Linked DNA regions of Mus musculus: region 2 is linked to region 1. Evidence: chromatin loops called from intact Hi-C (ENCODE). Cell type or tissue: left cerebral cortex. All regions are shown on one strand. Each heading gives the region's core, and the rest is flanking DNA. Links, peaks and the distances in the headings are about the cores only. Region 1 has its middle 58 kb from the start of Gm14009. Region 2 holds the start of Gm14009 (a long non-coding RNA gene).

Evidence for each region. Hi-C counts contacts between places; a loop is a spot of excess contacts. Peaks named below come from ENCODE experiments on the same cell type or tissue, not always from the same donor. Only the 100,000 strongest peaks of a DNase experiment are listed, where the experiment ranks them.
Region 2: it touches region 1 in a loop (2.3-fold over the local background); 6 of 42 quality-filtered maps call a loop at or near these places.

Annotation. Positions count from the first base shown.
Region 1 is chr2:128,219,962-128,236,072 of GRCm38, reverse strand. No RefSeq gene overlaps it. Among named protein-coding and RNA genes, the nearest start is that of Gm14009, 58 kb to the right of the region's middle. In left cerebral cortex, for the core only: no CTCF peak of the experiment used is centred there; a DNase peak (open chromatin) is centred at 6,225.
Region 2 is chr2:128,159,462-128,175,572 of GRCm38, reverse strand. Bcl2l11 (BCL2-like 11 (apoptosis facilitator)) reads right to left here. Exons shown (of 4, transcript NM_207680.2): 4 at 13,026-16,111. It overlaps Gm14009 (a long non-coding RNA gene), which reads right to left and starts at 5,837. Exons shown (of 3, transcript XR_866719.1): 1 at 5,673-5,837. In left cerebral cortex, for the core only: no CTCF peak of the experiment used is centred there; a DNase peak (open chromatin) is centred at 8,879.

The sequences.
Region 1 (16,111 bases), core at 4,720-7,219:
GAGCCAAAATCTAAGACTCCTAGAGAAAATATAAAAGAAAATTTTAGTGACCTTGAGTTTGGCACTGCATTGTTAATTTTTTTTAATAGCTAACACTTAAATGGTTAAAGAAAACCTCTTGGTGTGGGGAGATGGTTCAGTTGGTAACCTGTTTGCTGTGCAAGCCTGAGAACATGAGTTCAATCCCTGCACTTGGGTTTTAAAAAAAGAAATCTGTGAATGGAGGCATGTGCTGATAATCCCACGACTCAGAAGCCTGGCACAGGTGGATCCCTGGCTCTCGATGGCTGGCCACCCTCCCCGTCAGTAAGCCCAGGTCCCAATAAGACCTACTCTCTCCCAAAAATCAAGGTAAACCATGACCGAGGAATACCACTCACGGTTGACCTCTGCCCTCTACATGCATGACCACGCACATGTACATGCATCTGCACAAACACATGCACCTACCCACACATGAACCTGCACACATATAAAAATGCACATCCATGCTGGAAATAACCCCGGACTGGTGGGCTTCATTACAACAAAAGATGCCTAGGAGAATGGAAAAGAAAGCCTCAGAGATGAGAGAAAATATTTACAAAGCATCGTCTACAACCAAGGGCTGGTACCCAGAACTAATGGAAAGAAAACAAACAGAATAGACATCTCCCTGAAGAGTGTCTTGAGCCGGCGAAAAAGCATATGGAAGAAGACCTACCGTTGTTAGTCACTAGGCAACTGCTGTAACAATCACGACACAGCTCCACTGCACGAGAATGAGGAGATCTGCAAAAATCTGTTAGCTGCGGGGATTCCCATTCCCAGCTGCTGGGAATGGAAATTGGTGTGATCACTTTAAAGAGCATTTTGTCACCTTTAAAAAATTAAAGCCAGCTAGATGGCTCCGTAGCTGGAGGTGCCTGCTACCAGGCCTGTCAACCTGAGATCTGTCTCCAGGCCCCACACAGTAGAAGGACAGAATCAACCTGAGAAGTTATTCCCTCCCTTCCAAAGGCATGTGTGGCACCCTGTACACACACTAAATAAATGAGAGTGAATTTTAAGAGCTTAAAAGATATCTAGCAAGTGCCTTTGTCTTCTAAGCTTAGCTATTTCCATCCCGTCAATGAAATGAAATCACATCTTACACGGAATTGTACTCAAGTGCCCACAATTGCTTAGGTTGTACTATCAAGAGCTCAAAACCACCCGAACGCAACCCAGCCAATGGATGGATTAGCAAATTGCCACTTGGTCACACAGAAGCCATTATGGAAAGCAGGGTGGCGTGACTAAACCTCAGAGATAATTACGATGAGTTAAAGTGGAGTATGCAAGTTCTGTCTTTAGTTACAGAAAAGCATAGTTAGCTTACAGCCAGAGAACAGGCTGTGGTAACCAGGCACAAGGGAACTTGGGGTGATTGGTACGTTTACTTTATTTTACTTGATTTTTGTGGCAAGGTCTCACCATGTAGCTTTGGCTATCTTGGAACTTACTATGTAGCCCAGGCTGGCCTTGAATTCATAGAGATCCACCAGCCAAGGCTGAGATTAAAAGCACACACCATCACATCCAGCCCAGAGTTCACATCTAGCCTGGTGTTTATTTATTTATTTTTTGGTGTTTATTTTTTTAATTGTGACAATATTTCGAGATGTATAAATAGGTCAAGTTTCTCAAATATAGACTTCTGTTCTGCACAACTTCTGATGTTCCAATTATTCATTAACTGAGTTATTAGGAAACAGTCCTTTATTTTAACTATCCAAAAACTGAAATTTGTTTCAAGATAATGCAGTGCAGGATAAATGCAGTTGTGATACAGATAGAGAGATGTGTTATGCGGAAGCCGACATGTGCTTGGAATGCTATATTTGAAATGTCAGTATGACTAGGCATAGGCAATGCACACCTGATAGCCTAGCACTTGGGAGGCTAAGACAGGAAGTTGGCCAGTGTTTGGCCAATTTGTGCTTTGCAGCACGTTTAAGGTCATCTGAGCTACACAGGCTCAAAAATAAAACAAAGTAAATGCACCACACACACACATGTACATGCACACACAAACAGGAGCACACACAGACACATGCACACACATGCCTCAAACAAAACAGAAAACAAAAGGCAACACCAGCAGAAAATGTGTCTTTAACTCTAAGTATCTGGCACACAACTGCTATGTTTCTTCCTTTGGAGATAAGATAAGAGGCCTGGTCACCTTGGTCACTTTCGAAGCTTTGATTTAGTTCTATAAAAATACTTCCAGGAGTTAGAGACCACATGAATCGGTTAAAGTTGATGTGCAGCGGAATCAGTTAATAATTTATCAATGCAAGTCTTCTGGCAGGCTAGATTTTTCTCAAAGAAGGGACCGATGGCAGGGGCGGGAAGGAGACCTTCAGGAGGAGAGTGGGAGATGAGCCCTGAGGCTGCCCTGGAGCCGTGCTTTGTAGATCGGCAAAGCATGTGTGCATCAAAGAAACAGAGTAATTGTGACATGTGAGCAGGGAGTTAAAGGTGAACCCGAAGTCCTCCTCAGCACACAGTGCCCCCGCTGTATCCCATCCCCACTCCTGAGGCAGCAACACTACAGCGGAAAATTCCACGACTTCTCAGGGCCAGGAGCCAGTCCCTCTAAAGAGCGCCCATTCATAAGCTTTTTGAGTGTCTGCTGAATTCCCCCATATTAGATCCTTAGAGCAATTTACAACTTGTTTAGATTTGATAACTAACAACTTGCAGGGTTTGGTGAGCGGTCATGAATGTAGGAGGTTACAGCAAATGCATGGTGGAAGTGGCCAAGGAAGGCGGGGCGGGGCAGGGTGGTGGTGGCATTTGACTGGCTAGTTAAACCTACCTGTTTGCAGGGACCATCTTGTTGAGAGGGTTTTGATGTGTTCCTTCCTGGTGTCCTTTTAGTTTTATATATGGCATGTTGGAAAAGAGGAGGAAACTCAGCGGCATTTGCAAAAATGGTGTGGTAGAGATCATGAAAAACCTTTTTTCTACAAAATGATGAGAAAGATAACTAAGACAACTAGTTTCAACCTTTCGAGAACTCCAGAGATTGGCCAAAGGCTTCCAGCCAGCCAGCAACAATTTAGATAGAATGACAGGATTTCACTAAAAGTAGTGAGCTTTCTAGCACACAACTTGCTTTGTTGCTCTCTCTCTCTCTCTCTCTCTCTCTCTCTCTCTCTCTCTCTCTCTCTCTCTCTCTCTCTCTCTCTCTCTGGTTCTGTCTGAGCCTTGCAAAGTCAAAAGTCCCTAGGAGAAACTAGGCCTGACGGCTCTCCGAAAGCACCACTTGCAAGCCTGTCTTTATTTAATCTAACAAAATTTCCTCGGGGCTAAAAGCTGTTTCCTGTAGGGCATTTGTTAAAAACACTCAGTGGGAATTGTTGGACGTCATAGATGGTGGAGGCAGAGGATGACAGTTGGAGCAATAATAAACTAAGCATATGCTTAATCTAAAGGCTAGCAGGCAGGATCTAAAGGCCACGAAGCCCTGAGAACTCCGGCATGTATCGTCTGGGGAATATAGAAATCTGTGAGCACAAGGAAGAAAAGCCCTGGGTATCAACAGAGCAGTGTGCATGCTCAAAAAAGACCCCAGAGCTCCTCACATGCCCCAGATCTCAGAAGCAACTCAGCAGTTCATTTGTTCTAGAACCTTAAGAAAACCTCCATCTAATTATTAGATGGCCTCTAAATTGACTCAAGTAGGAATTCAGTGGGGGCTTTATCAGAAGAGCTGGGCTGAGAGGTTGGAGAGGCTGAGAAGTCTCTCAGTCAGCTTGTTTGGAGAAGTGGTGGGGCAACGCACAACTCCAAATCTGAAGGCTTCAGAAATGTGGAAGCTGAGGGCACACCACTCACCCAAGGCTAAGTGCCAGGAAGTGGGAGAGGCACCTAGTACAAGTCCCAGCGTCCAAAGGCCTGAGTTCCAGAGGACAGAGAAAGAGAGATACCTTCAGTTCCATATGGTTCCTCTGCTAGTTGGATAGTGTTGGATAGTGTACATTCCCACGAACTGAAGGTGACTTTGACACAGTTCACTGATGCAATGCCAGTCTTCTCTGTGGACAGTCTCACACACATTCAGAATAGTGCCTGGCCGGATATGCAGATATCCTTTAATTTGGCCAGTTGACATCTAATACTAACTGCCACAGATATTAATTGAAATTCTTCAAGGAAACTGCTAAGATAATAATTTGAAAATTAGCACAATATATGCTAAGCATTCAAAATGGAATATTAAAAATGACTATTTAATACAAAACATGCAACAAGGGGGAATAGAAGGACAAAAAGCTTAAGATGTATAAAAAGAAATGTCAAAATAGCAGATGTAAATTCTACCCTGTGAATAGTTACAGTAAACTTAAATGTCTTAAATTTTCAATGAAAAGAGTTAAAAAGAAAGAATGTACGAAAACTATGATAGCAGCCACAAAGGGTGCAATTAGGTTGAAAGTAAAGTAGAAAATTTCAGGTCTACCATGAAAACAAAAACAAAAAGAGGAAGGTGGCTACACTACTGTTAGACAAAAGTGTTATCAGAGACAAAAAAGAGAACAATTCAGAACGAGAATCACCGTGGGTCAGTCCATGAAGAAGCCAAACCAGCTGTGAAACTGTACACCTCACACAGAGCCCCAAAACACTAAGGTGAAAGTCACCAGAAACAGAAATCATCATCCAAAAGCAATAACTGGACCCTGTAACATCCCAATGTTTGACAACAGAACAGATTGCATGCAGAACATTGGTGAAATGGAATACTTAGACAACGTGTAGACAACACTCTCAACCAAATGACCTAGCGGACACCCATAAGAAAGTTCCACTGCACACCAAAGTCATCTTTGCACAAGAGGCTCCAGGATAGGCATATGTGAGGCCATGAAAATGGTCCCCAGAGATCGAAAGGACTGATGTCATCAGCCACAGTGGTGTGAGTGAAGAAATCACATAGAAAGTAAACAGAGACTTTCCCAGAACTGAAATGTAAAAGCACTCTGAGAGATCATGCAGGAAAGTTTGAGCATGGTTTATGATAAATGAAAGGACCACAAGACGGAACTACAAGACATAGCAAAAGCATTGCTTGCATATCAATGTTCATGAACATGGACATTAAAACAACAACAACAACAAAAGGAGCTTAAAAATCAATAATTCATCTTCCATCCTAAGGAACTGGAAAAGAAAAAGAGAAAAAAATCTAACTAAAGCAAGCAGAAGAAAAAAATGATAAAGATCAGAGTAGAAACGAATAAAAGAGGATAGGAAAAAAAAACCTGAAAGCCAGACAAGAACACAAAGCTTTCAAAATGTAGCTTACTTGGCTGCACTAACTAGGGAGAAAAAGAGCAATCTCTTTACTGAAACGATGGAAGCAAGAACAATCTCAGGCTTTCAAAAAGAAATAACCATGAAGAAATACTATAACCTCGTCTCCGCTAACATGCCGGTAGCATGGAGGAAGTGGAATTGTTTCGAGAAAGACTTAGACTAACAAAACTAACTCCGGAAAATACGGGTGTGCAACAAAAAGTGAAGAGATTAAATTAGAACTTTTATCAACCAACAATTCCAAGCAGGGCACAGAATTCTATACCTGAGGTCTGAGCAATGTGAAGGCTGAGGCAGGAGGATCAGGAGTTCAAGGTCAGCCACAGCCTGGTGAACTTGAGGTGAGCCTGGGTTATACAAGACCCAGCCTTAACCCTTCTTTTCCCCCTAAAAAAAAATTACCACAGGAAAAACCCCAAACTAGATGATTTCAGTGGCAAATTATACAAAGGTTTTAAAAGAATAATTAACACAAACCCTTAAGACACTCTTTCAAAATGTAGCTTACGTGGGAACACTTTCTTAGTCATTCTAGGAGGCAAGTATTATCCTGGGGGAGGGGAGAAAGGGGAGGTGCAGGAATCGTGGAATCCAGGAATAAAAAGAATTATGCACCAATTCTGTGTAATCTGTACATAGAAAAATACTCACAGACCAGCTATCTAGAATATTTTTAAAAAGTATTACAACTTAATAACTCTGAAACTTCAAAAATGAATGAGACACCCAGATAGAAGTTCCTCTACAGCAGATATTCAAATAGCCAATACCACATTCTTACTCATCAGATAAATGCTCATCAAAACCACAAGCGAAATGCTGCCTCACGCCCACAAGGATGATTAAAATAAAAAGACAGACAATAATAGCAAGTGTCGGTGAAGACGTATAGAAATAATATCTCTTAGCACACTGCTAGGAGGAATGTCAAATTAGTTTACTTTGGAAAATCATTAGACATTGTGTCTGTGTGTTACACATTTGAGTCACCATGCCATGGCACCCAGTATTCCCTTCCTGTTGGGATACCGAAGAGAATTCAAAACACGTCCACACAGAAATGTGTGCACAGATGTGTACAGCATCATTATTTAATTAATCAGATAAAGAGATCTACTGGTCTGCTTTGGAGGCAGAACACACACCTGATGACACTGTTCAGCAACACTCTCTGTGGGCTTTGTGGAGCCTGGAATGTGTGATGCTAGTCTAGCACAGGGATAGCACAGCTCATCGGAGTTAGTCAAGTCCAAGTACTACGGTTGCCTGGTGCACACTTTAGAGTAAGCCTGCCGTCTTGCTCATCCCAAAACCTCACATAACAGTCTCAGCCTTTGCTTTGTCTGCTAGGAAAGCCACATTACAAAAACCCTGACAAGGTAGCCTTAGTGAGTCCGCCTCTCTTCTACAAACTCTTGATGCTTTTCTTGATGTTGGTACACCACATGAAGGGTTCCCAGATGTCTTGTCCTTTAATTATGAAGTTAGCAGGATGTACACTCTGAACGGTTCTCAGTGGCGTCTCCAGCCATTTCCAGTGACAGTCCCTCTAAACCTAGACGCTATGAGTTGCCAGTATTATATGGGCCTAGCAGGCAGCCTGCTCTTCCCACAAGGAAACACCCAAGCACATCTCACAGCCTGGGTAGGAGTTGTGGAAAGGAACAGAATCAGAGTTATGGGGTTTTTAAGGCCACAGGGACAGACTTCACCAGTAAGATGAATGGCCTGAGTGAAGTGATACGGTTGTGTACAAAAGCATCCTTGGAACAGCTGCTGCTCAAGAAAGGTTGGCTGTATAGTGAGAGGGTGAAGCAGGATGAGTGCTTGCAACAGAGGCCCATGGACTGTTTGGTAGAAAGTACAAAGGCCATCTGGCCTTGGATTAGAGTCTGATGAGGATCTGGGACAACCATCACCAAGGAAAGAAACCGACAGCCTGGCAGCTGTAGCAAGGGCCTGGCTGAGGCCAGAGAATCCCAGTGTACTGAACTCCTCCAAAGGAGGAGCATTTCTCAGATATCTAATGTCCTCCTCCATGAAATGCAAGTAGGTCTACTTCTGTCTCCCAAGAGACTGCAATAATAAGTTCTGAGTACTTTTTCTTATATATGATGAGCCACCCACCCACCCTCCCCCCAAAACATGGATAGTGCTGGTGGTGGAATTGGTAAGGATGTTGATGGCGGTGATGATGATTACGGTGCTGGTGGCAGTGATGAGGATGATGCTAATGGGAGAGGTCGGGTAATGGTGGCATTCCGCTGTGATGATGATGAAGATGGTAGTGAAGATGATGGAGGTGAAGTTTCAGTGAGGACTTTATGAGACTCTTGTAGGACCACCAACCCTGCTTCACAGGTCCAATGTTTCCAGTGACATACTTCAGTTCAAGTAGAAGCTAGGGCTAGACACCCAGGCTGTGTGTAGACAGAGAAGGGTTCTGTAGAACACAGAACAGAAAGCCAGAACTTAATGGGAATGGAGACTCCGGAGGAAAGGTGGAAAGGATCTCAGAGGAGAAATACATTTGAAAAGGAGAAAAATATTCAGTGAGAGGTCCCTCCCCCACCCCTTTGGAGCATGTGGCATTACCCTTGGTGTCCATATGCCGTCTGTAAAGTCTTTTGCTTCCCCTAAAAGTTTTGGAGAAATAGACTCTTTTTTGGTTATCTTGAACAGAGCATATGACAGGGCTTAGAGGTCAGAGACAAGATGGAGCCTGTGAGGTTCTCGAGTCTGCCTGGAAACAACCTTAGTTTTTTACATGTATGCTAAGTATCTGAACAAAAGTCCTCTTGCTTCTTCAGCTTGTTTGTTATCTTGTGCCTTTGTTGGTCCTGTTCTGCTATACATTTTAGTGTGTATGCCTCTGTCATATTGGTATATAACAGAGCATGGTGTTACTAGGAAACCTACTCTCAGCCTGTCATACCCCACCTCTTCTCTGCTGCTTCATCCAAGCTGGTCCAGATGATGTCATGAAAGAAGGCAAGGGATGAGCAGATGATGTTTTGTGGAGAACACCTACTGGGATTCCTCATCCTGCCTGTGCTGATCCCGCATGGCCCCTCATGAAACCTCTTCCTGTGTGCCAACCACAGGACCTTGGAAGGAGTCTTCCCTGGGGTTCCTGAGCCCCTTCAGGCCTTCTGGGAAGGTTTGTTTCCTCCCACAAGGAGTTGGAAGAACATCGTGAAAAGCGTCTTGAGTTTGACATAGCTCAGAGAGAGAGCAGAGGATACAAGCCTTTGAGCATGGCCTCAAGTAGCTAGAGAAAGACACACCAATGGAAAAGACTGCCATCCCTGACAGAGTCATTCTTCCACAGTAGCTACTGACAGGGTCAGGAAAAAGCTATGCTGAAACTTGAACCCTTGTACATGGGCACTGGCTTCTGAAATCTCCTAGCATGTTCATAACGATGACCCAAACCCATTGAGCAGTCATCCTTGTATCCTTCAGTCTTAATCGCATCCCCACAAAGGTTAGGCAGGGGTGTAGGGGTGAGAGGGTGGGGGTGTAGGGTCAAGGGATGAGGGTCAGGGGTGGGGCACTACGGTCGGGGATGAGGGGTTGAGTCCTACTGTGGTACTGTTGGGAGATGGTAGCAACTTCCAGGGGCAAAGTTTTGCTTCCTGTTAGTCTCAGTGTCACAGAAGGTGTGCTCTTGAAGGACGAAGTGTGACCTCAGTCCACCCCTCTTTCTATCTTTTCCTTTCTGGCCACTTGGTTGTGCCACCTGCTGCCCATCACTGCGTCTGCCCCTCCCACCAGAGACCTAAAGGCAATGAATCTGCCTGACTCCTGACTGTAACCACTAAACCATGAGTCAAAACCATCCTTCTCTCTTTATAAGTTGATCATCTAAGGCACCGGTTACAGTAGCGGAATGCTAGGGAACTCATTCCTATTGCTGCGTCAAAGAATACTCCGACCCGTCCTGTTGTTGAGCTGGCGTGGCGGGTGGGTGAGGCTTTTGGTGAACATATGTTTTCATTTCATGTGGGAAAATCCCTAGGAGGGCCACTCTGGGTCACAGGGCAGGGTTTATGGATTGTCTTAGCAGTTGCCACATCCTTACTAATATTTAGTCATGCTGGTGATGTTAATTTTTGGTAGGAGTATTGTGGTATCTCATTTGTGGTTTTAATTTTTATTTCCTGGTGAGTACTGGTGAGTGTCTTTGCAGTCCCTGGTGGTCATTTGCATGTCTTTTTGTTGTTGTTTTTGTGTGTGTGTGTGTGTGTGTGTGTGTGTGTGTGTGGTATACAAATTCTCTCATCCAGCTATTTACCTATTTATTTAATTGCTCACATATTCGCATGAGGCTGAAGTTGAACCCTTGGCTTTGCACAGTCTGGGCAGGTGCTATTACCACTGAATTGTATCCACAGCTCTCTGGGTCCTTTCCTTATATAATCTCACATGTCTTAAGCCAACCTTGAACTCACTTCTCTCTTGGTTTATAATTGTGCACTACCCTATCAGGTTCTTTCACCCATTTTTAGTTGAATTGATTATCTTTCATTAGTGAGTTGAAAGAGTTCTTGGTATACCCAGCATATCTGTTCATTTTTAGATTTGTGAATATTTTCTCCCAATCGGTGGCTTGCTTGTTTGTTTGCTTACTGATGTCTTTTTAAGATGTAGTTATTTATTTTTAAAGTGTGTGAGTATTGGCCTGTATGTATGTTCATATATCATGTTTGTGCCTAGAACCTGAGGTAGCCAGGTGAGGGCACTGGGTGCCCTAGAAATGGAGTGACAGATTGTTGTAAGCTGCCATGTGGGCTCTGGGAACCAAACCTGGGTTCTGTGGGAAGCAGCCAGTGCTGTTAAAAGGGCTGAACGTCGTCTCTCCAGCTCTCTTGCTGAGATCCCTTACCAGCAGAAGCTTTCGGCTTTGTTGGAGACAGATGTCTCGGCCATCCTTGGTGATTAGCTCTTCCTGTGACTCCCCCAACATTTGCTTATACCCCAAACTACGAAAATGTTCTCTTACGCTTTTCTCTAAATATGTTATGGCTTTTGTCCCTGGGTCTGTGGTTCATTTCAAGTTAATTTTTGCAAATGAGGAAGAGAGAGAGAGAGAGAGAGAAAGATAAGTGTCTTGTTTGTCTTCAAATAAACACCCAATGAAGGCAGCGCCATTTTTTTTTTTTAGAAGACTTTTCCTTCCCCATAAATCGTTTTGACTTCTTGGACAAACGCAGATGTCCCTGTAAGTGTGAAGTCGTCCCTGGCTCTTGGCTCTTTTCTGTTGGTTATCTGTCAGTCCTTGGCCAGCCAACATCACACACCTGTTTGCACGTTAATCTGGCTACTCCATCTTCTCACGTAATCACTTTTGTTTGTTAATTTTCTGTATTCTCTGTTTTTATGTTATTTGGTTCCACTCTTATTATTTCTTTTTCTTCTACTCAGTGTTTCCTTCCTCCTTACTTCCTCTCGCCTTCCCTCCCTCCCTTCCTTCTTTTTGTTCCGAGTCTTAGAGAGGGCCATTGAAGCACTGCCTTGAAACCTACCTTCTTTGGTATATGAAATTATGAATCTCCTTCCTAACACTGTTTTTACCACAGCTCAACATCTTGATGTTTTATTCCCACGATCATTCTGATCAAAAGTCCGTTTTCCTTGCTGCTTCTGCTTTAGCTCAGGATTACTTAGAAGTCCTGTCTGCCTCTAAACCTCACCATCAGTGACTTCTGGTTTAATGCCCTGTACCCAACAAAAATTCAATACACCAGTACTACCTCTTCAACTTATTGGGACTTATTTTATGGACTCACGTGTAATTTATCTTTTAACTGGAAACATATGGTTTTGTTTTTAATTCATACATAGTAATTGCTCGTATTTTGGGGTGCAGAGTAATATTTCAATTCATATAAATGTTTAATGCTCACATGAGGATATTTGGCATATTTATTTTCTCTAACATTCCGTCTTTTTCTTTGTTATGACCATTCAGAACCCTCTCTAGGAGCCCTTTTGCAACATACAGCCAAGTGTAGCCTACTACGCTGTAGAACACAAGGAGTTATCACTCATGAGCAACTGTGCCCCTTAACCATCACCCTTCCCCAAAGTCTTCTCTAGTCTGTCTTCTGCTTTTGTGAGATCAACAATTTCAGATATTATATAAGTGAGAACATGTACTAATGGTTTTTCTTCATTTTACATTTACCTAATTGTATTTGTGCACACGTGTGTGTCACAGTGTGCATGTGGAAGTCAGAAGTCAGCTGTCAAGAGTTAGTTGTTTTCTTCTACCATGTGGATTCCAGAGATCTAACTCAGGTTGTCAGACTTGGCGGCAAGCACCCCTGCTTCCCGAGCCAGCTCATAGGCCCCTGCATTTGTCCTTCTCACCTATTTCACGTAACACAGTACCCTCTTGACAAGAGCTCCACAGAGCAAGATGCTCTCTAAATGCCAACAGGGCCAAGACATTGGCGAGTTTATGCAAATGCAGATGCCACCACTGATTTGAGACCTAGCCCTTCTATCAATAACAGTGTGAACATCTTAAAACAGGATTGTGCCATTTCCTGATTTTTGAGTTGTGTTGTTTTTTGCTTTGTGTATGTTGAAGATAGTTTCTCAGTACCTACAAACCAGTGATTGTCACTTCTCCTGGATGAGCTGATGCTTATGACATGTCTGCCCCTACTCCATCTGGAACTCATCTCCATCTGAGAGCTCCACAGCCCCACCAGCAACCTTCTTCCTGTTTTCCTAATTCTCTCTCTCTCTCTCTCTCTCTCTCTCTCTCTCTCGCTCTCTCGCTCTCTCGCTCTCGCTCTCTTCCTTTTTAACATTTCTGTCACACATCTTACAGAGACTCTTCTTTCTCCACCTGTACAATCTCCTTTTGGACTGAAGTTTTGCTGTCTTGTTTTCCCTTCCCTTGCCTAGTAAGTAGCTTGCTCTACTGAGGTAGCTGGTTCACTATTCACCTGAGTTCTTAGCCTCTAGTGTTTGTTCCTCTGGTCCTTCTTTTCTACCTGCTTTGAAAATTATTTTAGCATATTTTAAAATCACTTCTTAATTTATGTGTTAGCCTTTTAGCCAACTTTTTTGAGCTGGTTATTGATTACATAGAGACTACGATGTATGTCTTACACTTCACTAAGTTATAATTGTGTTGTTTTATGCAAATTACAAAAAACCTCAGGATCCATAGATCCATTTACTCCAATAATTTTATGTTAAAATTTTCATATGCACTACACATATACCCCATAATATTCTTCTTCTTTAATAACATATATTTAAATTTAGAAAGTCTTTGTTTGTCTAGAACATCACTGCTCTTGATGGCACCACTCCCTTTCAACTTGAAGTCCTTAATTTTTTTAAAAATTATTTTTTTGTGTAAGAGAGTTTTGCCCACATGTGTGCATTCTTCATTGTGTCTGGACTCTGGTGTTTCTGAAGGTTGTTGTTATCAAAGTTTGTGTCATCTATTTGGGATTTCTCTCCACCAATTGTTCTTCCAGTTGGCAGTAACACTTCTGAGAACCAAACCCAGGCCCTCTGCAGGAGCAGCGTGCTTAACCACTGAGCCATCTCTTCAGCCCCTCAGCCTGTTTTTCCAAACTCTGAAATGTCTTGGGAGTCACCACGTGTCTACTCTGATGATGGAGCCTTAAAAGAGACCAGAACTTCTATTCTGCCTTCTTTAATCTCTAGGGATGCAGGAAACACTTGGTTTCATTTTCTGCAGGAGGCCTGGGGCATATGCTCGAGTGCATTCACACACAAGGAATCATTTGCAGTGTTTGCTGACAATGTGTACCACATAATTCTCTAGATAACAAACTTAGAATCAGAGAAATTTAGATATGGTATTACTTTGGGCTTGAAAGGATTGCTGGAAATTGATTTCTAGCCCAGGGGTTATTTTTGAAAGATCTTTAATATTTACTGGGGATGACAGTGGTCATGACAGTAGGGCCATCACCAGGGCACCATCATTGATGCATAGCATGCATGCCTTCATGTCACCTGTGTTCTTAACAACCTATTTAACAGATGAAGAAACATAGGCGGTAAGTAGGTAGGGACCTTTCACAGCTAATGGAGCCAGGGTTCTATCTGAGAGTGTTCTTTCTTTGTTCCACCATTCTAAAACACTGATCCTCAATTACATGGAAGCCCTTTCATCAAATAGACCTGGAAAGAATACGTGGATGGGCTGATGATGTCACATCATACATGCTATGCTATGCTATGCTATGCTATGCTATGCTATGCTATGCTATGCTGTATGGATGTGGACCTCTTTGAAGTCTTTTAAACATCAGAAGTGGAGAAGAGAATGTTCTATACTTGAGGTCCCATGTTCCAGCTCCAATGGCAGACCTGAAAGATAAGTATATTAGCTAAAAGCCTTCCAGGGAGAGATTTCTCTACTTCTCTGCCCCCTACTGTCTAGATCTTAGATGCAGGATGGGGTCTCCATCCTCAGAGCCCAGCTGTGGTCCAAGGGGAGAAATGAGAAGCTAAGAATAGGGTTTGAGCTGTGCTCCAAGAGTAAGGTTTTAACAGTTAGTATGTTTGCTTGGAGTGTTCAGCCACTTGTCATCAAAAGACACATTGGTTCGCAAAGCCCATCAGGAATGCTGTTTTGTTTTGTTTTGTTTTTTTTGTTTTTTTTTTCCTGGAAGCTTCAAAGTCTAGTTCCCTTCAGATAAGAAGACCACAATAAACACAGTCCCCAAAGAGCTAGCTCATTTCTTGGTAAAGCAGTTGCTAGTGATTTCTCAGGGCACACAAATAGCTGGACCATAAAGAAAACAGTAAACCATTCGCAGAATAGAGAAGTGTATTCTCAAAAATGACACCAGGCCAGGGCTGTGGTTCAACAAGGGGCTTTCACACTGTCTCTGCTGTTCTTTCAGTTTTAGCCTCAGAAGGATTCTCTGCTCCAGCAGGGCTGCAACCTCACGGTTAGCACCGACTCTAGTCCCCGGCATGGATAGAAAGATAGGACCTACCTTAACCAGTCTGGAATTCCCTCACAGGAGCCCTGCTACAGGAGGGAAGTGTCACTCATTAAGGCTTCCAGAAAACTTATGAAGCTATTCTTTCTGTACTTCAAAGAGCTATGCACCAAGAACTCAAGGCTTAGGATGGTCACTGAGCCCCAGCTCGATGCTCAATACAGAAGACATAGGTGTTGGGACTATTGCAGTGAGCTCTAGACTGCGGGATCAACCAGAGGAGAAATGTTCAGATGTTACCAGGTCCATCCCTGTCGCCTTCTTGGGTCAACACTATATCATGTCAGTACTCTTCCCCACAACACTGACACTATTCACTGCATGCCTGACTGTGTCTGAGGCTCATAGCCAGCCTATTTCCAGTAACTTCAGGTGGGAGCTAACCTCAAAAGAAGGAACCAGAAATAATGCCTGAAATGTGTTCAGTAAGATGTTGCTTCTTCTCCCTTGGGCTCCTGGGCACACAGACTTGCCCACATCCGAGGGAAGCTGGATCTGGGGGAACTATGAGATGTGATTTGAGGTGACTCTTACTTCCCTGACCAGATGTGCCAATAGTGATGGCTTCTTTGGGGAAGCCAGGTTGGCTGAATTGCTTTATTTTGAAAATAAGAAAGCAGTGCATTTCTCTCATCCAGAGTCCTGTTTCCCCTTCCAGTGGGAACTCCAGAACTAAGAGAGAAGAGAAAGCCACTTTTCAGGGGGAATTTCACCAGCCACAAGTCTTTGAACTCATGGGGAGCAAGCAGAGAGAGAAGGGAAAGAAATATAGGTTTGCCAATATGTGCTGCTAGGTACTGGGGGCATAGCCACTCGGACATCCTACCCTCTCCTCTTCCTCTGCATGCTGGTTTCACAGTTTTTTTCTGGTACCTATCTCACATCCCATCTCAAAGCCAGGTAGTCACAACCCTGTCAGCAAGTCACCTTTACATTTTATCCCACAATCTGCCCAATACCCACCCCAGAGCCACAGGATGTGATTACAGAGCCACTTCAGGGCAGCTGATGACAAGGGAAGTGCTCATATTGAAGCCTGGTACATCGAAGACTCTGCCAACAGTTGGCTCAGCTCACCTTGTATCTAATGGTCTTCGTACAGGGTGGCAACAGCTTTCTGCAGGTTCCAGAGAGCATGGGATGGGTCTAATGAGACATCTTGGGAGCTTTGCATTTGTAGATTAGAGGTACGTCATATGTACTGATTTTAAGATAATTGTATACATGACTTTCTTCATGAGAAAATATGTAAGTAGAAGTTTGGCCAAGTATTAGGAATATATAGAGAAAAATTAGATATTTATTTAGCTCATACTAGAGATTTACAAACAGATTTTAAATGCTGTGCAGGTTTGGAGCGCTAAGGCAATGGCTCTGTTAGTGAAGTGCTTCCTGGGAAGCCTTGGCGAGCCAGTTCAATCCCCAAACCCAGATAAACTATACGTGGTGGCACATACCTGCTATCTCAGCGCTGGGGAAGTGGAGACTGGAGGATTCCTAGGATTTGTTGGCTAGCCCACAGCCTCTCCCACTGGGCAAGCTCCAGGCCAGTATAAGATCCTATGTTACCCCTCGATGAAGAGGTACAAGCAACTAATAACTGCAGAAAGGGGAAGACACTCTGCCTCCTGGTAGGTTGTCCAATGGTCAGCCCTAAAAACATACACACAAGTAACACGAAATAGATTCAGTAGGTTTCATTTGTGTGTGTGTGTGTATGTGTATGAGTGTATGTATGTGTGTATGTATCT
Region 2 (16,111 bases), core at 7,623-10,122, 63 kb after region 1:
AAATATAGGTCAGACGGATGTCATATGTGATAAGGTCAGGAAAATGGCTAGTACATCATTGCCAGACTGGGTATCTGTGAGGACCACACAACAGATTGAGGAGTGCTGTCTCCTGGTCTCAGCCCAACCCAAGGCCCCAAATGAACCCAGAAGAGGCTGGACCCAGCCATCAGAGGTGGGGACTGTCCCAGCCTCCCTAATAGCTGAATTCAGTCATTAGAACTGCCCCACAGACAGCAGCAGCAGGTGGGTAGAAGTTATCTGGAGGCTATTCAATCAATCAATACTCAACGAAGGTCTGTGCCTTTTCTGTCTCAGATGCTGGATCAGGACAGCTTCAGTCTGTCCTGGCCCTCTTCCTGAGTGTCTCTCCCATTACAATGACAAAAGGAGCTCGAACATTCAGGACACTTGTTGGGCCAGGCTTGCTCCCATCCTGGCTACTTTTCAACAGAAAACTGTGTTGGGCTTCAGGAGAAGAGCTTGCAGTCACAGAACACACATTAAGGAAAGCTCTCAGCGCTTAGGAACACGGACAAAGAACTCTTCACTCTTTGAATGTGGAGTTTCATTTGATGTTTTCAGAAAGAAAACATTTAGCTTACTTTATATAAACCTACAGTTCTTCAAAGTCAGACAAAACAACATAAATTACACAAAACAAGACTGTGCTTAGGACTGTTGTCATTTCCTCCCTTGGCTCTATAACGTTGACTTGTGGACTTTGAAAGTAGTATTTTGTGGACAGAGAGAGAAACAGGCGCAGTCCAATAGGAAGCGCGGCATTGTCCCTGGCTGCTGCATTACTTTGTCACGGAGGTGGTGTTTACACACATTGACATCATGACTCAGGGGGACAAAGTCCTTTAGGTTTCACACCTGCCTCTCAGGAATTTTTGCTTTTGGGAAAGGGGGTTTGTCAGTATGGCTGTGCTCAGCTGATAACAAGATCTCCCCAGCTTCAGGCCCCCACTTTCTTTCCCTGGTCCATAAATAATCAGCACCATTGAGCTCCTGTGGGATTTTAGTCACAGGAGCAACAAGTGTACTCCCTCACATCTCGTCTGTCTGTCTGTCTGTCTGTCTGCATGTCTGAACTTAAAAGCCCCGACAGGAACTAGGAAGGTCAGTCCCATGTTTTGAAATCAAGTGGAGGGAATAAAGTCGTGACCCATGAGGTCACCAGCTGCCTCTTTTTGATGCTCCGAGAAGAGCTTCCAGAGGCCTCTGTCCAGACATCATCAGATAAGAGACATAGTGTGCCTGTCCCAAGGCTGCCTTGGCCTTCTGGTGTACAAGAATTTGAAGCCAAATTTCCTGTGAAAGAGAGTTCAAAGAAACATGGGTCTCAGTGCTTCTCTATCCCATTGCCCAGGGCTGTGCTGAGAAAGGCCCCGCAGCAGACAGTCCCACCAAGAATAGTACTAGAGGCCTGGAGGGAACTGGGAAGGACGCTCTCTTTCCCTTCCAATGTTGTGTTTGCTCATCGTGTCTGTGATGGAGCAGCCATGGTCTTTCCCTGAACGAAGAATTCTGCTGTCCTCAAAAGTACTGGAGATACAAAGAGTGGGGCTCACACAGCCCCAGTCTCCCAGAGCACTAGAACCCTGGGCCTGATCCTCCTTGACAGTCCCCAGTCACTGCAAGCTCACCGTGTGCAGAAGGCCTGCAGGCCAGAGGATGCAGTTTGAAGGTAGCACTGAGTGGTGGTCAGGGAAGGCTGGAAAATGAATCCTCCTCTGGCTGTCTGGGAGGAGGTTCCCTGAGAGAGCAAGGGCACCCGTAGGAGTGAACTGGGCATTCTGAGAAGCAGTCTGTGGCGTGTTCCAGGAAAGAGCCCTGCTTACTGGGATTTATTTTGCCCAAGTGTCATTTTCGGATGACACATGGACACTGCTGCTTTACAGTGGCCACCAGGTTCTGATAGCGACCTGTCTGAAAGGAGAGGTTGTGTGTGAACGATTACCAACCCGTCTTTCTGGGGAGTCCCCACATCAAATCCTGCCTCTGTGGAATTCTGAGGAGAGACTCTCACAGGGACTTCAGAGGACACACAGTGGTGGCAGGGCCCAGAGGCTGTTCATTTGAATGGGCCCAGTGTTCTCCTTAAAAACAAAATGGTTACATTTCGTTGTGTGTACACACGTGCAAGCATTCCATAGCAGGCACAGATGTGGCAGTCGGAGAACCACTTGTGAGAGTCGGTTTTCTCCTTTCCCCATTGATCTCAGGTCCTTGGGATAGGCACAGCACCTTTATGTCCTGGGGATCCTACTGGCCATGCACTTTTTTTTTTTTTTTTTTTTTACAAAAAGGTGAAGGTCAAGAGGCCAAGAGGGGATCCGGCTTACATGAGGAAGATTTACCTCAGAGTCCTAACCAGGCATGGAAATGCCTCCCAGTCCCCTAGCAGATGGTGCTACAAGTACCTACAACTCAACTGGTCCCCTCAGGTCCTACCAAGTCAGAGGGCTGAGCCTCAGCCCAGAGGACAACTTCAAATATAACTAGCAAGGTACATGTACCTACAAGTCAACAGGAGATCAGCCTGGGGCAATCTAAATGGCCTGAGGGGCACCTGGGCTGAGCCCAGCCCCACATGGGTGGGTAGGAGAAAGTCTGGTCTGGAATAGTTAGCTGTCACAAAAAGCCATCTCTGGATGAGCCTTTGAGATACTGATAGCTGGAAATCCCCTTCTTAAAGAGTTTTTCTACTACTGGGGCCAGTGTTGGTGGGTTGGACCTCAGTGCAAAGGACCACTTTCCTCTTTCTCTGCATAGCTGCAAGGGAGTCTTAGAACCTTCTGCACATCCTCCAGGCTTTGTTCCTAAGGAGGCGATGATGCCTGCCTTGTGCCAAGATCCTCTGAGGCATCAAACCCCACTGAGCGGGATATCAAGCCCACAGTGGTCCATGCTATCACTGATACGGGTTAGCCGTGAAAGTCCATCTCTTCTGCCTCCCAGGGCACACTCACGGCTCCTCCTTCTCTCTGACCTCACCTGGCCCTTTAGGTTTGTCAACAGCAGGCTCTGACTCACCTGATGACTGGGCTCTCCCTGGGCACGCAGATTGGAGCTGCCTCACCTGCTCCCTCCATGGCCTTGGCCCTGGGCCCTCCAGCCTACTCTCTCCTCCCACTCACCCTGCCTTTGGCAGGCATCATGAGTGCCTGGGCCAGGGCAAATTGGCAGAGGGAAGTAGAGATGAGAATTGAACATTTTGCAACTACAACCAATTTAAACAAACAGCAAGCACCTGTCCTTCAGTATGTTTACCCTGCGTGTTTTCATTTGATCCAACTACAGCGCTGGAGTGCTCCCCAGATTCTAGAGTCATCCATGAGAATTTGGGGGAAGCTCTCTGATCCAGAGGCTATGGGGACCAGACACACCTTGCAGTCACTTTCATAGTAGAGCCTCTGGGAGATTTGGAGAGATGGGCTCCTACCCCTGGTATTTTATATATCAAAAGAAACAAACAAAAACCCCTGGGCTGGAGGATGCCCCATTTTTTTACCATCTGGCCTGTGTGTAACAGCTGCTCCATATGGGGGTGAAGATTGACCATTGGGTCCATCATCTGTCTATGATAACAACAACAACAACAATAACAGCAACTGTCTGTGATAACAACAATAACAATAACAGCAACAGCAAATCTTCTCGGGGGGGTGTGTTGGGGGGTGTTGCTCAGTCAGTCAAATGCTTACCATACAAATGTGAGGATCTGAGTCTGGGTTCCCTAGCAACCACATAAGAAGCCAGTATATCCATACAGCAGTATATACAAGCGAGCCCAGCCCAGGGGAGGTAGAGATGTGAAGATTTCAGAGACTTGCTAGCCAGCAAGTCCAGCTGAATTAGAGCAATGATGTACAAGAGACTCTAAAATGAGGTGGGGAGTGACTGAGGAAGACACCTGATATTGGCCTCTGGCCTCCATACACGTGCATATACATGTGTGCACCAATGTGGACTGGAACACACACATATAAGTTTCTGTTTTGGGGCATTTGGTTTATGAGAGTGTCTCACTGTAATGCATGCCTAAATACATAAAGCTTCAGTCTACACTCCCCACATTTTTCCTTTGAAGTAAATTGGCAGGGTTTTGCTTTTTATCCTTGAGTATTTCAGAGAAAAGTGCAAAACAAGTGGAGAAGATTTGTACTCAGAGCCTTCACTCAGACCCCTCAGGTATCATTATACCACTTGGTTATATTTCCTTTTTCCTTTGTCCTCCCTCACACCAAACACCAACCCACTCCTGAGACACCTGTAAGCACATTTCCCCCCCTTGAACATTTGAGATATGGTGTTTCCTCATCTCTAAATACTTAAATGCACGTCTAAAAATAAAGATCTCATTGGCTTATTTTCTGTTGCTGTAACAAAACACCCAAGGCTGGGTAGTTTACAAAGAAGAGTTTATTTGGCTGGTGGTTCTATAGACTGGGAAGTTCAAGAGCTTGGTACCATATGTGCCTAAGATCTGGCTAGAGTGTTCTTCCTGAATCATAACTTGGTAGAAATCACATGTTGACACAGAATAAGCATGCTAGCTAGGGGTTCATGCTACAAAGTTATTAATGAAGTTATATGAGTCTTCCCCTGTGGTGGTTTGAATGAGAAATGGCTCCCATAGGTTCCGGTATATGAGCACTTGGTTCTTGTTTGGTGGTGCTGTTAAGGAAGGTTGTGGAACCTTCAGGAGGTGGAGCCTTACTGGAGGAAGTATGTCACAAGAGGAGGGGACAGGTTTTGAGGGTGTCTAGCCTTACCCCATTTCCAGTGAGCTCTCTCTGTTTCCTATTTGTGGTTGAAGACGTGATCTGCTCCAGCCACTCGACCCCAAGCATCCCCCCACTCTTCTCTGGGACTGCAAGCCATACACAAAGTCTTCTACAAGTTGCTTTTGGTCATGGTATTTATCATAGTATAGAAAAGTAATCAATGTATTTACTACCCATGTGACCCACATAATCCTACCCCCCCCCGCCCCCCACAAAGGCTCCAGTACAAAATACAGCATCATATGACTCAGGGAAGTTTCCAACACCTCAACTTCTGGGAGACACATTCAACCCCCAGCACTAACAGTCTCTGAATGATACATCGATATTATCAGACTTTTTTATTTGTATGTCTTTACCATTTGTCTCCCATATGTCCTGTTAATAAGCAGCAGAACACCCTAGGTCATGGCTGGCTTTCAGTCATACGGAAGCTCATTCTCGTGTAATCTGGAGTTGGAAGGGATCTCCCTAAACAATCCCTTGCCGCTGCTGGGACTCTTTGACAAAAGCCTTCCCCTACCCACCAAAGTCGGAGCTAACTCAGTTTTGGACACGTTCTCCTGGCCTTCAGCCAGTCTGCTTCTCACGCCTATGCCTGCACCATTTCCCGTTTGTTCCAGCCGTACCAGCTTGCCTTCTGCTTGCCCCCGATTACCATGTCTATAATCTGTCGGTTTGGACTACACTCCTCTGGCTGCTTCTTGCTCATTCTGGGGTCATGGAGGACAGGCTGTGCTGGCTGAAACCCCTCTGCAGAGCCGTGCCACCACACTGGGCCTTGCTTGCTTTTTCACACATTCACCAGACGCTGGAGAGAGAGTTCACTCGTTCACCTGTTTGTTGTCTTACAACCTACTGAAGATAAGCTCCTACCGTGCAAGCGTCTTGTCCGTAGTGATTCCTGGGTGCTTGAATTAGTGTGCGCCTGCCAGGTGATAGGCACTCAACCAACATTTGTAGGATGAATAGATGCACGATTAAACAGAAGTCTTTTCAGATGTCTGGATTAGAGACAAGAGAACCCTTTCACCTTCACCTAGACGGAATCAATACTTGGCAGGAACTGACAGAGGAAAAACAAACTTCTGCCCACCCCACCCCCACTCCAATGTCCTTTTCAAAAGGTCACTCAATGACCTTGGTTCATGCTTTCCTTTGGATAGTCCCCAGATCTGAAGGCAATAGAATTGGCTTACTTTTAAAGAAGATCTGACAGAGCTCCTACATCTCAGGCTTTGGGCGTCAGGCTTCTTAGCAGGAAGAAGGAAACATTGACATGAGGTCAGGGTTGAGAGACACCAAAAAAGCAACTTATTGGAATCTACTAGGGGCTAAACTGACCCCTCTTCTGTCACAAGGGCCTTGGGCAGCCCTGGCATCCTGGAAAACCCAGGATGAAAGTATTATCTCCAATGGGACTGTCAGCTTGGGGTGAACCAGGTCATGGGCAGGCAGGATGAGCTGTTCTCACCCACATCGGGAAGGTTCTGCCTTTGCTGTGGAGATGAACCCTTGTCTGGAGAACCAAGTTTCAAAGCTCTTGAGCGAGCCAAACCTGGACCCTGCACTATACCCACTCGGACCATAACTCATTTTCTGTACAGACAAGAAAACTGGACAGTGCATGTCTCCCGATGAGCAGCAGTGGCTGGGCATGGCCTGTTGGAATCCCTGGGGGTGTTCACATCCGGCTGTGAGGCTCTTCACGTTCACACTTGAGTAGGACACGTTAGCCTCCCACCATGCCCAATTCACTCTCCTTCAGGATTCAGGGACATGTAAGACAAGCAAAAAAGGGACCACTCTGTCAACCAGGGCTGTGGCCTCAGTGCTCCAAGCCTGTCTGCCAGGTGCTGTAGAGATGCTGCGTCCTGGGGAATCTCTGGGTTCCAAATACTTCTCTGTTCTAGGTCTAAAGCAAAAGCATTTGGAAGAGCAGACATAAAAGATGGATTTGGTTCCCATTGAATTGGAAATAAGACTTCCCCCACCTTACCTGGGAAGACCATATCCAGGTTCTTCTGAACCTGTTTCTCCATTACCCTGGCATTCTGATGCCTTCAATGACTTTTTATTTATTTATTTATTTAGGTTTTTCGAGACAGGGTTTCTCTGTGTAGCCTTGGCTGTCCTGAAACTCACTTTGTAGACCAGGCTGGCCTCGAACTCAGAAATCTGCCTGCCTCTGCCTCCCAAGTGCTGGGATTAAAGGCGTGCGCCACCATGCCTGGCTCTTTAATGACTTTAAATAGAACAAGTTACGTGGGAAGTTATTCTCGATGGTGGAAAGCCTGTGTTGAATCAGCCGAACCACACCTTCCTACAGACAGAATTATTGGGACAAGCTGAAAGTCGGCAGGACTTCAGACTAGGTGGGAAGATCAGTATTAGAAAGTACAGAACTAAACAGGAAATGTAGAGAGTAGACAGGAAGGATCGAACAGGAAGTCTGCAAGGTGAGCCGCTTAGGTGCGGCTGAAGCACTCTTGGTGACACTTAAACCCACAGATGGGTTCCCTCAGGATGAGTTTGTATCAAACTCCAGACTTAGAAGTCCCCATAATGGCTGGAACTACTCTACAGAAGGCTTTCTTCAGGCACCGGGCTGGAGGCCGACCCTGGCTGCCTCATCCTCCCGGTCCAGCTCTATTGCACCAGAAAAGAAAGGGAAGTGACCACACGTGCGTGCTCAGGCAGGGCCACGCGCCTCGGTTCATCCTGGCTCTGCCATGGACCAGCTCAGGGACCTCTGTGACAGGGCCTAGACTGTGTAACTCAGTCTGCCTATCTGGTGGTAGTTACGTGAAAGGACTGTTCATTCTGAGGTGAAAATAAGATGCTTCGAGGCTTGTCTCACAGGTAAGAGGTATCCAAAGATTGGAGGCCATTATGGGGGTCGTTATAGCAAGCTCTGGGGGCCCAGGATGGAAGAGGAAAGACACCCCATAGAGCCTTAGACCAACCATACTCAGAAAGCAGCCTCCCACCTGGAAATCCCACCTTTGACTTTTCCTGTGGTCCTTCCTCACCCTTCCTGGCATGTCCTAGTTTTAAACCCTTACCATTCTTTTCTGTGCTAGACACGTGATAGGGCCTTAAAACTTAAATAATTGTTTAAGGAAAATGGCCATCTAAATTAGTTTTTAAAATTGATGTCTAATATATTTTAAAATTATTGCAGTGTATGTGTGTGTGTGATTGCTTGCATGCATGTCATGGTGTATATATGGAGGTCAGAGGACAACTTGTGGAGTCCTCTCCTTCTACCATGGCTTGAATTCGGGTCATCAGTCTTGACAGCAAGCACCTTTACTTCCTGAGCTGTCTCTCCAGCTTTTTAGTGTACTTTCCAAAGCCACTGACCCAAGTTTGCTCTTTAGACATGAGAAAGAGGTTATTAGAAGAGTTAATTCACCCCAAGCTTGCTATTAGGAGGTGAAGCCAAGCAGTTATGGAAACCTAGCTTCCCAGGCTCTTTCAGCAGGACCTGTAATGAAGTGATAAGGTGTGGGAGAGCAGCGGCCTGTGACAGTTGAAACAGCTTCGCCGTGGCGATACGAATGAGAATTTCAGGCTTGCTTCAGAAAAGAGTTGGCAGGAGACAAAGGCCAAGTGTAAGTTAACCAGAGATTAGACACCCTTGTCATACCTTGCAACTCCTAGCAGCTCTGTCCTGGTTGGTCTTGCCCCACAGGGCATTTTTACCCTCAGCTTGTTGCCCCCACACCCTCTGAATTCATACTGTTTGTAGAGAACTTCTTGCAACCCTTTTATTCAGCCTTCCTGACAGGTAGGAATGAGTCAGCAGTTCAGTTGCCAACAACAGAGGCCAACTTCAGCTAATTGAGCACAAAGAGAACTCGCTGGAGGGGCGGGCACCTGCCCCACAGACCAAGAGGAAACTGTTGCTGATGGCGGTGTAGCGGAGCATCTTAGCCAAGTAGGGGGCAGCAGGCCTCTGGCAGCCTTTTGGTTGCTGTCCTCCAGACTGTACTTGTCCCAGATGCAAAGTGCTGGGAAAGAGCGTTGAATTGGCTCTGAGCCTGTCCTCAGCTGCACCGTGGGCAGGGGAGACGTTCACAGGCAGAAGCCACACTGGGTACCAGGCACATAAAGAGAGCTGTATGGGGCTGGATGCCAGACGATGCATATCCCACCCTTCAAATAAGCCAAGACACTTGGAGGTGTTAAAGGAAGAAAATCCAAGTGTATGGAATCAGCCAACGCTCCTTAAATCTTTTCCATTTGTGATCATTTGATGTCGGAGAAACATTTACACAACCCAGGGTGTACAAGTATATAATATACATGCACAAATCATTTATTGGCAATAAATCATAGAAACGTAAAACAACCTTTGATGCATTTAAGTTTTTTATTTGTCTTTTTTTGAGACATGGTTTCTCTGGCTGTCCTGGAACTCTCTCTGTAGACTAGGTTAGGCTCAAATTCAGAGATCCACCCGCCTCTGCCTTCTGAGGGCCACCACAGCCTGGCTATTAAAAACAAAAACAAAAAAATGCTCCTAAGAGAAGTGCTCCTTTGATTTTGCACCAGGAATTAAACCACGGCTCAAGAGCCAATCCTGCAGGTTACAGAACATCTTCGGTATTTTTCAGTTGACGGATATTTTGATTTTACAATCATCAGTGCTCCACTGAGGATACTGCCTTGAATAAATACATAGTACAAAATGGCAGAAGTTTATTTAGGGCCATTTTAGAAATTGTTGGAAATTCTGCCCCAATCCTAGGCCAAAATTCACTTGCGCATGTGTGTAGGCACGCACATGGTGTGGGACTCAAGTCAGCAACACAAACAGCGATTCCCGCCCCCCCACCCCCCGCCTCTGCTTTTTCAATGTCTGGTTATTTATTTGTTACTGCTTTAGCATGTTCTGCAGCCTTCCCTATCACTTCTCTCAGTGTGTTGTTTCTTCAGAGCAACATGTCAGTGTGTGTGCTGCAGGACACAGGAAGTAACACGAGACTGAATCTTTTGGGTGCTTTGGTCCCGGGCTTCTGACCTTCTTATTTTTAAGGCTTTCTAACAACATATCGGCAGGCATCGTCTTCTTAGACTCAAAAACTTTCAGATTCTGCAAGCTCTTTTGGGTCAAGTGCAGAGGCATAGTAGTGTCTGTCAGTCCAGGAGTTCTTCCTCCTCCTCCTCTTTTTTTTTTTTTTTTTTTTTTTTAAATAATAACCAAGCTGAGCACACTGATTGGCATTCACAGTGCATCCCAGAACAGACTTGTGTTTCCTATCTCCAGTTTCCCTTGGTCTAGAACAAGAATGCCCTTTACCCAACAGCAGGCACACTCTGCCCGGGTTAGGACACCCTGCATCCTGGGGAAACCTTGTTTGTTGCTCCCATCACAGATCCCAACCACATTACCCTTCCACTCTCCACCCAGAGCATCGGCCAGCAGATACTTCTGTGGCCATGGGCTTCTCATAGAAAGTACAATGTCTGCATTCATCGCCTACTTCAGTGGGCTTCTGACAACTGCGAAACTCCATCTTCACATGGCTGACAGCCTAAGAGGTGCCATGAAAAGAGAGCGTGAATGGCCATTTTTCCAACCAAACATTCTAACAGGATCCTTTCCAATGATACACTCGCAATAGCTTCATGTTAAGGAATGAAGGTTAAAAAAATATATTAAACTTTATTTTTTGTGATAAAGCCATGACAAGCAAAATTACCAAGTGCAGTAAGAGTTCCATCCATAGCTGGCAGGACTGTTGGATATGAGCTGAGGTAGCATTTGCTCAGGTGGGACTGACTTTGACTCAGTGGAGCATGACATACTGATGTGCAATCCAAGGCTGCAGGAAAATCGCAAGACCCAACAAAGCTGAGCGGGGCCAGGGTACCCCTGATTCCTCATGTGTCTCATTTCGAATTCATTTTTGACCATTGAGCATCCAGAAACCTTTTACTGTTGTCAAATTTTCATGACCCTCACATTCAGCTACGTTGATTCCAGACTTGGAAACTGGGTAGGGAACTACATCTAAAGAAATGCAGACAAAAGCAGTGGGAACCATATAGGTGAAATGGCAACTTGCTCCTGAGTTAATGTAGACTCAAACACAGAACAGAAGGTGTGGGTAGTGGTGGTGGTGGGGAAGAACACGGAAAACAAAAAACTAATAACATGAATAAAAAGGTTGGAGGGAGAGAGGAGAGAGAAGAGTAGAGAAACAGAACACCATGTGAGAGGCCACTCCAGGATAGGCAGACAATGTATGGGGTGTAGAAACAGTCATACTGTGTGTCACTAAAAAGCAACTCTAGGTGGGTTAAGAAGAAAAAGCAAACTGTGGGGTTATGTGAATAAAGTATATTTAAAACCTTGACATAAAGAGATTGTCACAAGCAGGGACAAAACACAGAAATCAACGTGAGAGACTGAAATCTGGCTTCTTGGTTGGTAACTGACACTTTGTATGAAAAGTCACAGAAACTTTTGCTCATTGTCATTTCCAAAGGTCAAAAGGTTCAGGTGTCCATTAGACAACTACTGATCGCTAGGCCTTGTAACACAACTCTGGAACTTGCCTTGACCGAAAGGAACCAGACACGGACTATTCCACTCATATGAAGGTGGGAAGTAGGCAGAAGTAACTTACAGTGGAAAAAACCAGCAGAGGCCTCTCCTCGGGGCAGCAGGGGTGGGTTGGGGAGGACAGCATGGCCTGGGAAGGAACTTTCTCAAGTGTCGGTCCATGGGTGACAGTTGTTCCCTCAGTTGAACCTTAACAAACGCATGCTGAATACATATTTTTTTCTTAATGTTTATTTTTATTCATGTTTACATATATGTTTCTGTGGGGAGGAGATCTGAGGCCAGAAAAGGGCATTGATCCCTTGTAAATAGATTTATAGATGATTGTAATCCACTGGCCATGGGTGCTGGGGAACAAATCTGGGTCCTCTGCAAGAACAGGAAGCACTCTTAACCGTTCTACCAACTCCTCAGCCCCAAATCTGTGCTTTATTGTATGTAAAAATTATCTTTAATGATAATTAAAAAAAAAAACAACGAATGGCAAGTATGTTGAATTTAGGAAGGAGTTTACTGGTGACTCTAACTTTGAAATATGCAAAAAAAAAAAAAAAACCCAACCTCTCAGTAGATGCTGGCATGTCGTTGTCGTAGAATAACATTCAGCGTAAGAGCCAGGAAGTCGTGTGGATGCTGCTGAGTACAGTGGACTTTCTCATGTACGTGAACATTTTCACAATAGAATGTAAGAAGAAAAGAAGCAACAGGCTGAAGGATCATTATGCATAACAAGTTGATCATTGATAGGAAAATGTGAAACAAGTTGCTAAAAATAAGCCCACTGTCTTCAAACAACATGACAGTGCCAATAGGGCCCGGTGTCATGGGAGCTGTGAACAGGTCTCATTTAAATCAGGAGGGCCAGTGTCTCCTCCCACGCCAGGCAAGTGCGAGCATGCCAATAACAGAGCTTCCTCAGAAGGTGAGTGAGCATTCTGGTGGCAGCTGTCGGCGAGCCAGGCCAGAGTATTGTCTCAGTGTCAGATGCAGTAGCCAGGGTGAAGCGGAACCATTTTAGAAAGATCTATGACCTGTTGCTAGGTAAAGGATGTAGTTAGAGCATTTATGCAAAAACGCCTAGGTGGGCATGTGTGCACCCACATGGCAAGAAAAGGACTCTGGAAAAATGTAGGTGTCTACCCAGATGAGGACTGGGGGTGGCAGCCCAAACAACTCCTTTGCAACAAGTTGTTGAGTTTTACAAAGCCCCTAATTAATTAACAGTGTGAATACATGCCTGGTTTAAAACTGTTTCAGATCCCAACAGCCAAATCATTCATGTGACCCTTACAGCTTGTTCCCCTCAACAGTGTCTCAGGGGCTCGCCACTTTTAACTTAGTCTACACCCAGAGATGAGCAGTCCTCCTGTAAGCTGACCAGAGAACAGTCCTCTCCCGACCTCTCTACCTCCCAACACCTTTCCACCCAAGTTCTGAGTCACGGCGGATTCTGTGGGCGGGATGCTTTGTCATTGCTTCAAAACTGTCCATCATGGTTAGCTTCTAACCATATATACTACACACTCATTACCAAGCAAGGAGTTACAAACTCTCCATGAAGTCAATGTGTTCTGACTGAAATCAGGGAGGGGGTGTATCTACATGCACCCTCAGTTGTCGGCCAATTATAAGAACACACATCGAACAGTTCATGAAAGCTAGTCGCAAGTTTTATTTATATAAAATTCATTAAGAACATAAAAGATTGAGTTTCTTAAAAAAATCTGCAGTTATTTACAGCAGTATTGCACAGGTACAGTGGCAATTACCCTGTCAAAATTCATCAGTGCAAAACGTAAAGGAAGCCAGGGAAACTGCAATACAAATGCTACATACGCTGGGTTCTGACATTAGTGATGGGGACTATACAGAGATCAGTGCTGTTCACTAAAGGATACCTGACAGGTCTGGGTACAGAAACCAGTGGTCACAGAACCTAGACAATAACACACATTTGAAAGAGATCAAGTACTTTGCTGGGAACTTGAGGGTGCTTTGTGCAACGCTGTTTGAGAGGCAATTCCCCGCCGATTTAGCGACACGTGTGGACAGGACCCGCATGCAGACGTGCTGAGCGGATGGACACACACAGGCACCAGGCTGAATCAGCAGGAAGACAAAACCATTTCCATGAAGTCACATGGCTCTAGAGCTTCAGTGAGCCATCTTGACGTGGGTGCCAGAACCTCTGTAGAGGGAAGCAGGAGTGGGCTGGCCTAAAGCAGTGAACGGGAAGGGAGCCGAATGGTATAGGTAAGTTCAGTCCACAGACCTCAAACTAGGAAGCACACAGCAGGTGGGGACGGTAGCCAGCGAGTGTCCTGGTGACACAAGTGGCCTTGGCAAATGCTCTAGAAACAGGTCCCACCAGCCCTTCTCTTACCCAGGACAGCCATTCAGCAGTACCTCAAGAGGCAGCAGGATAATATTTCTCTCAACACTGAGTTGTCAAAGATACTCTTTCAATTTAAGGAAAAAAAAATTCTTCCCCATCTGCTGCTAATACTTCTCTAAAGATGTGGCCAACTTACTGGTGAGTCTGATTTTTCTCAGAAGCCAGCTGCTTCAAAAATGGGTTTGATGGGTATTTTCTTAGAGTCCAATCTTCCAGGCTAGCATCTTAGGGTATCTCACCGGCAGCAAAACACTCATTTCATCAGAAAGGCGGCAGAACCCAAGCACTGAATGCCAGAAGCCAAAGCAGAAGCCGCCTTGTGGGAAGAGAACCAGCCACTACCCCTCCTTTATCAGGAGCTGAAGCAATTCATGGCATGGCAGGGCTGTCAGGGATAGGGATGTCAACACTTTCAAGAACTTAAGACATTTAAATAAGCGGAAAATAAATATACAACATCTCTACAAGTTACAGCATTATGAAACAGTAGGGCACATTACACAGAAGAAGAACCTATGGTATTTACAAATCCTTAATTATGAGAAGTTTGGAAAAACAGTGATTTTTTTTTTTTTACTCATTTATGCTGTACAATATTTTACAAAGAAAGGTAAAGGGAACACAATTGCACAGAGACATTTGGCTCAGTTGACGAGTGAAACATGACTTTCTAATCTAATAAATAGTCAAAATATATACAACACTGGAAGGAAATAGGAGAAGCAGACATTACCCATTACATACTTTAATAGAGAGACTTTAAACTGATTTTTCAGACCCCTGCCCCTTCCCCCAATTCATCAATTCTTTTCTGGAAAAGAAATTTGAAGAATCACTCAGGACACCATTTTGTATGTTTATTACAACTTGAGGTGAAGTCACAGGACACTATTTACAAACCTCACATGGGGAGGTTGTCAAGGCACAAAACCCGCATTATGTTTACACACACACACACACACACACACACACACACACACACACACACACACACGAGGGGGAGGGAGATCTAGTTTCTGTCCTACCAAAAACGAGAGAGAATATATTTAAGTACAAAGGCCTACCCACAGTAAGCAGGGGCACTGTCTGTCTGCAGGCGACGTTTGCACTCTAACAAACAGATACAGTACAGGGACATCCAGTCATGTTTACGTTCTGGGTGCCGCATCCTGTTCTTGAATACTTCTACAATTCATAGAATCTCTTATTTCCCTATGAGCTGCTTCAGCGGCCAGCCCCAGGCTGGAGGTAAGCATGCGTTGGGGGCCACACATGTCACTGGGACCTGGCTCTGGAGCTTCTGCACCTGCTCAGGCACTGCCACAGAGCCATGGGGCTGAGACAGTAAAGTGCTCCAGTCGGGGAGACTGGCACATGAGAATGGAGGTCCTAGGAGGGGGGCATGGCCCAGGACCAAGTATGTCTTTGGTGTGTGTGTGTGTGTGTGTGTGTGTGTGTGAGAGCCATGGTTGCAGTTTTAACACCAACTTATAATAACCACAGGGCCTCATGGGAACCATGAGCAGGCTCAATACATCAGGAAAGGAGGAGAATGCCAAAACAGCTTTCAAACCACACCAAATCTAACGAAGCTGGGAAATGTATAAGGATATTTGGAATCAGATGATCTCAATCTAGAAGGAAGCTTATAGGTAATATACATATACATATAAACACACACAACCACGCATATGCACACACACACACACATGCACACACACACAGAGGAAAGTATGAACAAACGGATTTCTCTACTTCATAACATAAGAAAAACCACTGGCTTTCTACAGGCCAAAAGCAAACAGTCGTTGGCACTGCTGACTTGCGAGGAAACTCATAAAGCTTCCTGAGCAAGCTGCCTGACGTCTGAAGTTCTCAGAAGTGAGAGGGCTTGCCATCCCCACTCCTCCCATGCTCTTTCCTCTTGGTCCTTTTTTGTATCTCCCCTGGCTGTCTGCCTACACGTGTGCCGTTTGTTTTGGGAGGAGCTGGAGCTGGGCCACAGCTCTCCACAGGTTAGAAAGTGCTCCTCCACCAGGCTGTGCACTTCCAGTCCTGCCTGGTCTTGAAATAACTGACCAAATGTCTGGGCTGTGGTCCTAAGGGGCAGGGACCAAGAAAGAGCACCTCACCCCCACCCCAGACACAAGTAAGCCCAACAAGATCCAAGTATTAAGAAAATGGAGAGAGCAAAGCAGGCAGACATCTTGTGGAAGACAAGTGCTTTACTCGGCATAATGGAAGCTTCCTATGTCTGGGAACTGATGGAAGTAGAGCCAGCCCCTAACTCAAGGGAATAGAGATGAAATTCAGGAATCACAGGCCAGGTGGGGTGAGCAGGGC